Linked DNA regions of Homo sapiens: all the other regions are linked to region 3. Evidence: read pairs that join two places in POLR2A ChIA-PET (ENCODE). Cell type or tissue: A673. All regions are shown on one strand.

Region 1 (2,500 bases), 230 kb before region 3:
CTTTTGCTATATATTTTAAAGTTATTTTCTTAATAGTTGCTCAGGGGATTACCATTAACATCTTAATATGTATTAATCTAATTTGATTAATACCAACTTAATTTCAGTAGTATACAAAAGCTTTGCTTCTATATAGGTCTGCTCCTCCCACCCTCTATACTATTTTTGTTGCAAATTACATTTTCATACATTGTATGCCTGCCAGGTTAGATTTATAATTATTGTATTATGCAGTTGTCTTTTAAATTAGATAGAAAAAAAGGCAGTTATAAACAAAAAATACATTTATACTGTCTCATAGTTACCTATGTAGTTACCTTTATTGGTGCTGTTCTTTTCTGAAAAAGTTAAATAAAGTTATTTACCTGTAACTATATAGGTAAATGTAAGATGCAGTATAAATGTATTTTTTGTTTATAACTGCCTTTTTTCTATCTAATTTCAATGTATTTTAGTATCTTTTAAATGTATGTTAGTATCTTTCATAGAGGTAGTCAGAGGATAATGGTCTAAAGTTTTTACTATCTGAGAATGTCCTAATAGCTTAATATCTCCTTAGTCTTTGAAGGGTAGTTTTGCTGGACATAAAATTCTTTTTTTTTTTTTTTTTTTTGAGAAAGGGTCTCATTCTGTTGCCCAGGCTGGAATGCAATGGTATGATCATGGCTCACTGCAGCCTCAACCTGCCAGACTCAGGTGATCCTCCCACCCCGGCCTCTTGAATAGCTGGGATTATCATGCCCAGTTAATTTTTTGTATTTCTTTTTTTTTGTAGAGACAGGGTTTTTCCATGTTGCCCAGGCTGGTGTAGAACTTCTGGACTCAAGTGATTCATCCACCTTGGCATCCCAAAGTGCTAGGATTACAGGCATGAGCCACTTTGCCTGGCCATATATAAAATTATTGCTTTAAAGTTTCTTTCTCATTTTTTTCAGCTTTATTGAGGTGTAATTGACTAATAAAAATTGTATATATTTAAGGTGTACACATGATGTTTGATATATGTATACATTGTGAAATTATTACCACACTCAAGCTAGTTAACATATCCATTACCTCACATAAGTAATTTTAAAAAATTTCTTCCAGCACATTGGTTTTTTTTTGTTTGTTGGGATTGTTTTTGTTTTTGTTTTTGAGATGGGGTCTCACTCTGTCACCCAGGCTGGAATGCAGTGGTGAGATCATAGCTCAGTGCAGCCTATCTCCCAGGCTCAAGTGATCCCCTTGCCTCAGCTTTCTAAGTAGCTGGGATTACAGGAACACATCACCACCCAAACTGGCTAACTGAAGTTTTTTTTTTTTTTTGTAGAGATGAGGAACACATCACCACCAAAACTGGCTAACTGAAGTTTTTTTTTTTTTTTCTAGAGATGAGGTCTCCCTATGTTGCCCAGGCTGGTCTCAAACTCTTGGGCTCAAGTGATCATCCTGCCTTGGCCTGCCAAAGTGCTGGAATTACAGGCATGAGCCACCATGCCTGGTTCTTTCAGTGCTTAGAATATGACATCCCACTCCCTTCTGGCCTCCAAGGTTTTGGATAAGAAATTAAGAGTTAATGCTAGTGAGTAGCCCCTGTATGTGATGAGTCACTTCCCTCTTGCATGTTGATAAAGACAAGCCTTTTGATTTCCTAGTTATAAGTTCCTAATAATTTTGAAATCTTATTTACTGTGTAATTTCTTTTTTGACCCATGGGTTATTTAGAAGTGTGTTGCCTGATTTTCCAAATATTTGAGGACTTTCAGATTGCTTTATGTTACTTATTTCTAATTCAATTTTCTTATACACAGGGAACATGCACTGTATGATGTGAATTCTTTAAATATATTATAACTTAATTTATGTTCCAGAATGTTGTCTATCTTGATGAATGTTTTATGTGTACTTTGCAAAAATGTGAATATCATTGAGCCCAGTGTTCTGTAGGTAAGGTTGGTTGATAGTGTTTTTCAAGTGTTCTATATCCTTAATGATTTTTTTGTCTGCTTTTTCTATCAATCATGAGAGAAGAGTGTTAAATCTACAACTATTATTTTAGATTTTTTTCTATTTCTTTTTTTCAGTGTATCCAGATTTTGCTTCATGTATTTTGAGCTCTGCTACTAAGAATCCACACATTTAAGATCATTATGTTTCATGATAAATTGCTGCACTTAGGAAATGTTTCTATTTCTGATAATATTCATTGTTCTAAAGCCTACTTTGGCATTATTATAGCCATGCCTGCATTCTTATAATTAGTGTTTGTATGAGTTTCAAATTTCTTCAAATGGCTTTTATGCTTGTTTTTTTTATCTCTTCTAATCTGTTCATCTAGAGAATTATAAGAAGAATGTTCCTAATTTTGAACCATCCCTGTGTTCCTGGGTTAATATCTACTTAAATATGACATATTATTCTTTTAATAGACTTGTGAATTCAAATTTGCTCATATATAATTTTAACTTAGTTTTTTTTGTAATTTCATGGATTCTGTGACAATTTAAATAACTTAAGA
Region 2 (2,500 bases), 50 kb after region 3:
GGGTTGGAGGGGGGGATTAACAAATAATGACTAGACAATTGTGCAAGTAAGTACAGTGGTAAGAAGCAATGGTTAAGAGCACACACTCTGAACCCAGGCTTGAGTTTGCATCCTGGCTTTACCACTTGTTAGCTGCAGAAGCTTAGGCAAGTTATTTTATGTTGATATGCCTCAGTGTCTTCCTCCTCAAGGTTGCTGTGAGGTTTCTGTTAAAACATATAGTAGTCTAGCACATAATAAAGTTTATATAATTTGCTATTATCATTCTTTTTCTTACACTGTAATAAGTGCTGCAAGAGTAAATATCACCAGGTGACTGGAACTGGGTGTAGGAGTTTGGAGAAAGCTTTCCTAAGGAAAAGATGTTTGAATTAGGATCTTAAGAATGGGTAGGACTTAAATAGATTGAGAAGATTGGAAGTGATGAAGGGAGTGGAATTGAAGTTTTAAAGAACTTTCCAAGCAGTAAAAATAACATGTACAAAGACTGAGGCAAGAGGGAACATGGTAACTAAACAGCCCCCAAAGCAGCCCAGGGTAGCTGGAGGGAGGGAGTGAGATGGGGAACCAAAAAGAAGGGTGATGATCTTTGCTCACAAGAGGAACTCAAGTTTTGCTTCTCCCCCCACCCCGCCTTCTGTCTCTCTTTCTCTCACTCTCTCTCCTCTCTCTTTCTCACAAGGGAGGGAGAGGATATTTTCTGTGTCTTCTCTGCCCAGCCTTGGAATTAAAAATAATTTACAAGTGGCTCTACATATATAACCAAAATGCAACATTCTGTCTAAATATAAGATATGAATTAAATTGCCGCTTGGTATTCAACTTATCTTTCTATATGCATTATAATTGTCTATTTGTGTTTATGCTCCACAGCCAAACCTAAGTGGTGCAACTAGCTGGAAGGTTTCCTTTTTTTTTTTTTTTTTTTTTTTAGAATACTCAATACAAAAGAGGTGGGATGATTGGGTACTAATTAAACCTAAGTAGTAAGGGACTTAAGGAAAACGAGATTTCTGTATTTCTCCTAATGGGATGAATGTCATGTTCCAATTCCTACTTTATGTAAAATCCATTGTACAATATGTAAAATAATTCTCCAAATCTTGATTTCCTCAATTGAAAATGACCCTGAGCATAAACTATAAGTAGAGGAAGGTTTGAATTTCTTGATCTTTGGTACTCTTTTGTTCTCTCAGTACGTGGAGTCTTAAATCAGCAGAATAATTTAGGAATGGTAGATATTGAAACAACTAATTTTTCTTTTCTGTAATCTGCATAGACTTCAAAATGCCTACAAAGCACAAAGTGCCAGTTCATATAATTTGTTGGCAAGGATAAAAAGAAGAAAGGAAATTATTTCCTAAGCGTGTGAATCAGCCCAGCTTTAACAGATATTTTTCTGTCATGTGCAGCCTGAGGGCTTATGCCTATCTGAGCTTTATTTGACAATTACCACTTGCCAGCATAATTAAATGATAATTTATAAATACTAAGAAAGCATAATGGGGAAGAGCAAATAGGTGCTTATCAGGGCATTGAATAAAGTTGATCTGCTCCAGTGGCAATTTTCATCTCTTATCTTGGTTGTTAACTGGTCTCACTTTGTATGCGTGTTTTGTTTAGGTTTGATATTTGTTAGGGTGATATTATCTACCTCATATACACCTTTTCCCTCCATACAAAATTCTAATATTTCTTTTGGTATTCATTTTGCAACCAATGTATTTACAAAATATTGCTTATATTTTAATTCATAATATAAATTTAGGATTTAGAATTGCACGTATTACTAGACAAAACCCCAAATAAATAGGAATTTTTCTGTTTGTCTCCCCTTCCCCCCATCTTTTTTCAGTGAATAAGGTCTTTTCTGTGTTGTGTGTGTTATTTTCTTTTAATCGGTTTTTTAATCACCTGGGCTTTGCAGTTAATTACATTCCACAGAGTCTCTTCATCTATTTCCTAGAATGCTGGCAGATTTTTTATAAGTAAGAGAGAAAGCACACATGTAAGCCATGGACTCCGGTGAGGAGGGCTTCCTAATCTTGCAGTGATAAGAATGATACTTTATATGCAGCATGGACATTTTGCTATGTTCCTACAGAATATAGAAATTACCCAAAGAAGAATTCTGTAGGGCAGACAGCTTTTGTCCTATCAGTATCTCTTCTCAAGTTTTCTTACCTATTATAAATATTAGGGCAATCTGTGCAGAAGTTGTGGCGAGGCCTTGGACAGAAACACAGATTTGTCCTGGGTAACCTAGATAAAGCAGTGCAAGAGCAATCATCTATTTGAATGGAAACAATCAGTAGAATGACAAAAAAAAAAAATGAATTTCCATGCTTTTAGAAAAGCAGGTTTGAGGAAGGCAAATGGGGGAAGAAAGCAAGACACATTAGTGGGTCATGAAGAGACTAAGGTCTCTCTCTCGCTCACTCTCTTTTTTTTTTAGCCATCACAAAATTAAATAATTTTAGTAACTACTGATTAGGATTGT
Region 3 (2,500 bases):
ATCTGATTCCCATGGGGTTACTCTGCTTTCCTGCCTTACTGCCTTCTCCCTTCCCCTTCCCCTTCCCCTCCCTTCCCTTCCCTTCCCTTCGCTTTCTTTTTTGAGATGGAGTCTTGTTCTGTTGCTCAGGCTGGAGTACAATGGCACAATCTCAGCCCACTGCAACCTCCACCTACTGGGTTCAAGTGATTCTTGTGCCCCAGCCTCCTGGGTAGCTGGGACTACAGGCGTGCACCACCACGCCTGGCTAATTTTTGTATTTTTAGTAGAGATGGGGCTTCATCATGTTGGCCAGGCTAATCACTATTTATTTTTTCATTAAAAGGATGCACTATTCTGTTCTCCAGTATCATGTCACACCTCGAAAGAAACATGTGACTTTGTGGATGAATTATAGACTTTAAATTGCAAAGGCAGCCACATCAATATATCCATCTAGGCGTATACCATATTATCAAATATGTAAAATGGAAGACATTGGATAAAATGCTTATTGCTATGAATGAGAAACTTAGCTTCTTTGGTTATGGAAAAAAGTAACAAAAGACAGGAATCAGTAAGGTCTGGCATTGCGGTTTGTTTTGTTTTTCCCTAAATAACTAGACTACCGTTTGACACTAAGACATCTACAGAAGCATTGCATAAGCTTTTTACTTTGACTGTAAATTTACATCTTTATACCATTTTCCATATTACACTGAAGTCTTGCCTTCCATATAGCTTCTGAATTGTTGCCTGCCCCTCATGTTTGATATGTAAATGCAGTGTTTCTTATGGAAGGACTTTAAATAATATATATACCTCTGCCTGTTTGTATGTTTAGAAATATGGAATTCTGTAATATGTAATATGTAAGTGACTTTTAGGCACATACACATGGCCTCTTTTATGTGTCAACTTTTTGACTGATGAAAAACTTAACTCTATTGAGTCCAGAGCAATTCCCTTTGAGTAAAACCTCACAAAAAGTTTGGAAAAAAAAATTGCTCCTTGACAAATATTTTTCAGGGACAATAGCTACTTTTCTGGTTGTGAAAGGCAAGCTGAAACCACACTTACATGACAAAACAGTGGGCCACCAGAGCAACATTTTATACTCAGAAAGAAATGCAAATCTAAACAGAGAACTTACTTTTTAAAAATAAAGGCAAGAGGGTTTTTTTGTTTTGCTTTGCTTTTATTTTGCGGTATGTTTTTGTTTTTGTTTTTAATATAAAAAGCCCCTTTCCACAGTAAAAGCTTTTTTTTTCACCCCCAAGAGGTTTAGAACTGTATACAGATAGTTACATACACGGGCATCTCAAATGAGAGGGCAGCATACATACATGTAATTGGTTGCTTTTTTCTTTCCCTCGGCAGTCTGTAAAAAATGTGAAAATGCTCCTGCTTCTGCCTAGCCATTAAAAGGCAGTGGCTGCACCATACTGTGATTTGGGAGCTGAAGAAAATGGCCAGAACTGACTGATATCTGATAAACAGTAACAGGAGTCAGTTTATTGCACCAATCGTTAAATAATGGTGCTGATTATAAGGCTGCTAACTGCAGATGCTGTAATTGTCTGTCATAAATCTTAGTCATTTGTGACAGGAGCACAATGAAAGGGAGCATCTGCTTGAGGGCAAATGACTTCTGATAAATATCAGCTCTACGAAAATGTACTTGGATGTGTCTCAATATTTTGGAGAGCCATTCATGTTGCTTCCACAAATGTGAAGTTATTATTGGTTTGTATTGATTTTGCCACCTTTTTTTTTTTAAAGAGACAGAGAGTGACTCAAGGTTGAGTTGAATAGCATCTCAGCTCTTTATCTGATCTACTCATTTCTCTCAAATGCATGTTTGAGTGAAAAAAAATAATTGCACTTTTTTCAGTAGATTGCTGTTCAGAAACACAGCCTGGGAAATTCAATATGCAGCATATAAAAAAATAACAAAAGCCAACATTTGTTGAAGGGGGAGGGAACACATTTGGATTTTTACAAAGGTTATTTTTCAGAAAAGATTTTAAGTCTTAAAATGCCAATCTCTAATGAATTTTAATTGCATGAAAATGAATTTTATGTTCTATTATGCCTATAGAAAAATAGCTAACATTATCATATTCATTATAAAAATTGCTCAAATAATAGAAACTATACAACAAGGACTTTTGTAAGTTAAAAAAACTTGGAAAAAGTTTGTATTACATAAAACCAATACCCACATTTTAAAAACAGCTGCTTTTTCCTAAAACATTTATTTCATTTAGTTGCTGCATCCAGGACAGCTTAGAAATATAAAGCAAATAAAATGAGGAAATTCAATATTGTGTTGGGCTCAAACTTAAAAATATGATTTGAGGATAAGAGTTATTATTAGTAAATGCAGGTTACATCTGTTTATAGCTGTTTGCATTTACCAGAGATGTGGGGCTCTTCACAAATCTTTCCATGTGAAGAATGTAAATGTTTTTTAGTTTGTTCCATGCAATTCCTGAATTTGAGAGTCCAGCTGAGTGGT

The links. ChIA-PET counts read pairs that join two places held together with the same protein. Peaks named below come from ENCODE experiments on the same cell type or tissue, not always from the same donor. Only the 100,000 strongest peaks of a DNase experiment are listed, where the experiment ranks them.
Region 1: POLR2A ChIA-PET joins it to region 3 with 13 read pairs; 2 of 35 experiments call an interaction of 5 or more read pairs at or near these places.
Region 2: POLR2A ChIA-PET joins it to region 3 with 10 read pairs; 3 of 35 experiments call an interaction of 5 or more read pairs at or near these places.

Annotation. Positions count from the first base shown.
Region 1 is chr3:181,023,863-181,026,362 of GRCh38, forward strand. No RefSeq gene overlaps it. Among named protein-coding and RNA genes, the nearest start is that of SOX2-OT, 32 kb to the right of the region's middle. In A673, no CTCF peak of the experiment used is centred here; no DNase peak of the experiment used is centred here.
Region 2 is chr3:181,301,689-181,304,188 of GRCh38, forward strand. All of the region lies in intron 3 of SOX2-OT (SOX2 overlapping transcript), which reads left to right. Among named protein-coding and RNA genes, the nearest start is that of SOX2-OT, 250 kb to the left of the region's middle. In A673, no CTCF peak of the experiment used is centred here; no DNase peak of the experiment used is centred here; H3K27me3 peaks cover 2,289 bases.
Region 3 is chr3:181,251,323-181,253,822 of GRCh38, forward strand. All of the region lies in intron 3 of SOX2-OT (SOX2 overlapping transcript), which reads left to right. Among named protein-coding and RNA genes, the nearest start is that of SOX2-OT, 200 kb to the left of the region's middle. In A673, no CTCF peak of the experiment used is centred here; a DNase peak (open chromatin) is centred at 1,539; H3K27me3 peaks cover 764 bases.